Regions from separate parts of the Homo sapiens genome. Here region 2 is linked to region 1. A link is a loop called in an ENCODE intact Hi-C map of the cell type or tissue named here. Cell type or tissue: ovary. All regions are shown on one strand.

What was found. A loop is a pair of places that touch in the nucleus more often than their neighbours do. Peaks named below come from ENCODE experiments on the same cell type or tissue, not always from the same donor. Only the 100,000 strongest peaks of a DNase experiment are listed, where the experiment ranks them.
Region 2: a loop joins it to region 1, with 2.3 times the contacts of the local background. A loop is called at or near these places in 9 of 110 quality-filtered maps.

The regions. Positions count from the first base shown.
Region 1 is chr9:135,966,690-135,969,189 of GRCh38, forward strand. No RefSeq gene overlaps it. Among named protein-coding and RNA genes, the nearest start is that of UBAC1, 6.6 kb to the left of the region's middle. RefSeq lists an enhancer at 1,762-2,395. In ovary, a CTCF peak has its summit at 1,041 (motif pointing right); a DNase peak (open chromatin) is centred at 1,042.
Region 2 is chr9:135,700,603-135,703,102 of GRCh38, forward strand. KCNT1 (potassium sodium-activated channel subfamily T member 1) reads left to right here and starts at 1,583. Exons shown (of 31, transcript NM_020822.3): 1 at 1,583-1,766. The coding sequence starts at 1,657. It also overlaps a transcript of SOHLH1 not described here. RefSeq lists a silencer at 1,382-1,511. In ovary, a CTCF peak has its summit at 1,497 (motif pointing right); no DNase peak of the experiment used is centred here; H3K4me3 peaks cover 552 bases; H3K27ac peaks cover 382 bases.

The sequences.
Region 1 (2,500 bases):
TGCAGCAGGAAGAAGATAGACAAGGCTTCCGGTCTGCTGGAGAATGAGCCCCGTGCTCCTAGGGTGGGGGAGGGGCCGCTTCGGGGGCCTCTTCGTTGCAGCAACAGACCCCAGCTCTGACCAGTTCAGGCAGAAAAGGAATTCACGGAGGGGTTTCTGGGGCGCTCTCAGAACCTCCTGTGGCCAGGAGGACCAGGCTGGGCCCCAAGACCATGCTGCAGAGGGGCCTCCAGGAGAGCCCACCACCACAGCCACGCCAGGCACCCTACCCCAGCCCCAACCACAGCCACACCGGGCACCCTACCCCAGCCCCAACCACAGCCACGCCGGGCACCCTACCCCAGTCCCAACCACAGCCACGCCGGGCACCCTACCCCAGTCCCAACCACAGCCACGCCGGGCACCCTACCCCAGTCCCAACCACAGCCACGCCGGGCACCCTACCCCAGCCCCAACCACAGCTACAGGAGCAGGCTCCGCGGCGGTGGCGTCAGCCCTCGGAACTCCCTGCAGCTCTCAGGAAGGGGCAGGCCAGGTGCGTTGTCCTGGAGCTGCCTGCCAGTTCCCCCTGCCTCGTTTGGTCTGGGCGTAGCTGCCCAAGGCCCTGCAGGGAATCAGCGAAGGCCCAGGTGACAGATTCCCTGCATCTGCAGGGGCAGAGCCAGTCCTGGCCCGAGGCCTGGAGTGAGGCCACCCCAGCCTGCCCTGGCTCTTGCCATGGCCCTGAGAGTTCCCTGGAGGAGCCCCAGCTGCCCTGGGTGGTGGCAGCTAAGGACAAGGCCATCCTGCCCACGGTCTCCCCGACCCCTGCCTCGACTTAGCTCCCTGGGCAGATGTGGCCAGAGCCCCCAGCCCCCGTATGGTGTCAGCGCCTGGCTGGGCAGGCCAAGCAGGGTCTCCTGGCAAAGGGGGCTCCAAGTGTGACTGAGGTGGGGTGTGCCGCTCTCATCCACTGCACCCCCAGGTGGCCTGGACCCAACCCGAAACTCAACAAGCAGCAGCCTGGCCGTGGTGCCTCAAGCCAGCCACTAGAGGGTGCAGTTGAGCTGTCAGCCTGCCTGGAGGGGCGAGGTGGTGGGGGTGAGTGTGCAGGCGTGTGTGTGTGTGTGTGTGTGTGTGCGCGCGCGCGCGCGCCTGTGTGTGGGCGTGTTGTGTGCATGTGTGCATATGTGTGCACTGTGTATATGTGCCATGTGTATGCGTGCATGTGTCCGTGTGTGTATATGTGTGCGTGTGCATGTGTGCCATGTATGCATATGTGTGCATGTTCATGTGTGCGGGGGGGTGTGCACCTGTGTGTGGGCGTGTTGTGTGCATGTGTGCACTGTGCATATGTGCTGTGTGTGTGCATGCATATGTCTGCATGCATGTGTGTGTGCCATGTATGCATATGTGTGCATGTTTATGTGGGGGGGTGTGCATGTTGCTGTGCATGTATATATGGGTGCATGTGTGCCTGTGTGTGTGAATGACTCAGGGCCTCGGGGCCTGAGATTGCTGCTTCTGATCCACAAACCCTGCAGGGGGCCATGCGAGAGCCTGGGCTGGGAGCAGGAGCTGGCCTACAGGGGTGGGGGATGCCTGGAGCTCTAAGGACCCTGATAGCTCAGGCCAGCACCTCCAGAGAGGGGCACTGGAAATGGGCCGTAAAGGATGACTAAGAGTTCTCTAGGCAGCAGGAGGGAGGAGGTTGGAGGGCGGCACCGAGGCATTCTGACTCCCAGGCCCCTATGGGTGTGCTGGGAAACCCAGCTTGAAAAGCACAGCTCTGGTTCAACCCCCTGCAGCAGGAGACGCTCAGGTGCAGAGAGAGGAGTGGATGAGCATCTAGTCACTGGTCCTGCTCACTGAAAAAGCAGCATCAGGCCCCACACAGTCAGTCCCTGGGGACTCCAGGGTTCTCGGAACATGGTCCCCCACCCTGCCCACAAGGCCTCCCTCCGTTACTCTCCAGCAGCCCCGGAAAGGGACAGCCGCTGTAGGAGGGTCCTGGGGCTGCTGGAACAAGGCCCTGCAAACCAGGGTTCTTAAAACAATAGAAACGCATCCTCCCCTGTCTGGAGGCCAAAAACCCTAAGCCAAGGCCCTGGCTGGCTTGGCTGCTTTCAAGGCTCCGAAGGGGGGGTCTGTCCCAGCTTTCATGGCACTCCCTGGCCTGTGGTTGCATCACTCCAATCCCTGCCTCTGTCCTACGTGGCCTCTTCTCTGTGTCCTCTTCTCTTCTTATACAGATACCAGTCGTTGAATTCAGGGTCCACTCTAAATCCAGGATGATCTCATCTTGAGATTCTTAACTAATGATATTTGCAAAGAGTCTGCTTCCAAATAAAGCCACATTTGGAGGCTACAGGTAGACATGAGTTTTGGGGTCCCCTACTCAACTCACTGCACCCACGAAGAGGTTATAGGCATTCGCTAGGACAGGGCATGTCCTCGTCACCCTGCCCGGCCTCAACAGTCCCACCCTGTCCTTGCCCAGGGCAGGCCAAACCCATCTTCA
Region 2 (2,500 bases), 270 kb before region 1:
GTGCCCCAGTCTCCTGTGGAGAAGGCGCGGCTCTGGGCCTCGGGCTGGCATCCTGGACTTTGGGCCAAAGATGGGTGAAGGGTGTTTGGAGCAGAGGGAGGTTATGTAATATAAGGTGGTGTCTCCATCCCTGCTCCGCCCAGCCTTGGCTGCAGGTCAGACATGGAGGAGGACGGGGTTGGAGAGGAGGGCAAAAGCTCTCGGGGACCTGGGCCCCTCTCCCGGCCCTGCCCCTGGCCAGGGAGGGATGGACGGGCTGGCGATCTGGGGCTCCTCAGTGGCAGAGTGGGGCCAAGTTTTTGTTTCCCTAAAGCCCTCGGAATGTCATCAAACCTGTGACTCTCCTGCCGTTGACAACACGTGTAATTACTGCTAATTAATCACAGATGCAGATGGTGCGGCCTCTCAGTTTTTTCTGAGTTCCCCAGGCAGGAGGGCGTTGGCAGAAAGGCCACCATCTTGCCCCGGCGGCACCCGCCCAGGGGTGGTGGGACCCCGGCAGCAGCACCGGCCAATCTAGGGACCTGAGGAAAAACCCCCAAGATGCCCACGAGCTGTGTGGCGGGGGCACAGGCTGAACCTCTGCTGGGGACTTAGCATCCTAGACTTCCCCGAGTGTTCCCCACCCACCCCTCAAAAGCATCTGTGTTCAGCCTGCTGCCTCCTGGAGAAACAGGGAAGGACCCTCTGGAGAGACACTGGGGAGGCCAGGGACCACAAAGTACATGGCATGCGCCCTCCAAATGGACCTGGCCCTCCCCCTGGCCCTCGTGGGCACAGTCCTGGCTTAGTGAGGGGCCTGGTCCACCCTGCAAACCAACAAAGCTCTGGGGACAGAAATCGCAGTTCTCCAGAGCTCTGTGTGAGGCTGAGCCAGGGTGACGCATGTGTAACAGTGTGAGCACGTGCACGGGAAAGGGGGCCCGCAGGGGGACCCTCTGCTTCCTAGTCTTTGGCCTGCAGCATCTTAAGTTGGGGCCCCTCCCCACCCGTCTAAAGGTGCTGTGTGTGCCCGTCTGGGTGAGAGCACAGGGCGGGGTGCAGTCATCCCCCTCCCCCAGGCCAAGCCCAGGATGTGGCGCCCACCCACAGATGCCGCAGCCTGCGGGGGGTGTGGGGGCGGGGGGGCGGGGAGTCGTCTTGAATCTGGCTTGTGTTCAATGACCAGTGTTGACCACGGCAGAGCAGCACAAGCGGGAGGTGCTGACGGTCCCTGGGCGCAGCGGCTGGACGCTGGCGGTCCGAGCAGCGCATGTGCCCTGCTGCCCGCCAAGGACCCAGAGCCCCCTGAGCCCCCGCCCACCACGGAGCCCTCCCAGGGGTGTAGGGCCCGGTGGCGGCGCGCTTGGGCTTTTCTAGCCATTGACGAACCCCGTCCTGTTTTTCGGAGTTTTGAGGGCTCAGAGGGCCGCGGCGGGAGCGGATCGCCCTCCCTACCCCGCACCCCCGTCCCAGCCTGGGCCAGAGCCGCCGCGGGTCCCGGCGCGGCCGGCAGGGGGCGCGCGCGGACAGACGCCTGCACCCGACCCTGGAACTGGCGTCTTTTCCTCGCTAATCTGCGAGGAAAAAAAAAATGTTTTTCAGGGCAACGCGAGGGAAGAAGGTGGCGGCTCCCACTCGCTTCTCCCTCGGGTCGGGTCCGAGCTGCCAGGCCGCATGCCACTCCCTGACGGGGCGCGGACCCCGGGGGGCGTCTGCCGGGAGGCGCGCGGCGGGGGCTACACCAACCGGACCTTCGAGTTTGACGACGGCCAATGCGCCCCCAGGTACAGTCTGCTGCGCCCTCCCCACGCGGGGAGGCCCCGGTCTAACCTAAGACCCCCAAGTTCCCCCTCAGGCTCCCGCACCCTCCAGGACCCGCCATTCCCAGGGCCATCCAACTTCCCCAGGACCCGCGAGTGCCCTCCCAACCACCTTGGGGAACAGGGGCGCCCCTCAGGGTGGGCCGCACTAATCAGCAGGTGCCGAGGCAGCAGCGTCCGTCCCCATCTGTCCTCGACCTGGTAAGAAGCTGGGGGGAGCGGCCGTGGCTACATGGGGGTCCTGAGCATCTCCCAGGTGTGGGGAGTGGCAGGGAGGCTGGGGGCGGTGCAGGGCCTTCCATCTCCCCCAGCCCCTGCCCCACCCCAGCTTGGGGAGGAAGGTTCCATCCTTCTTGTGTGGCATGGCAGTGCTCGGCCAGGGTGGGGTGCCCGGCGAGGTTACCCCACACAGTAGGGGGTTTCCAGAGCAACCTTCCAAGGAAGAGTCCCCAGTGGGAAGTGGGCTAAGTGGCTGTCAGATGAGGGCGGGAGTCCTGGGTTCTGGTCACTCCTCGTTCCCCGCTGGCCTATCCCTGGGAGGAGAGGGCCAGTTGAGAATGGCATTCAGGTGACCTGGAGCTAGCTGTTCCCTGTGCAGTGTCCTGGGATGCCATGCGTCTGCCGTCCACCCAGTGACCAGTGCAGAGGCACGGACCGGCAGCTGAGTGGGACAGTCCTGAGCGGAGGTTGCCCCAGGG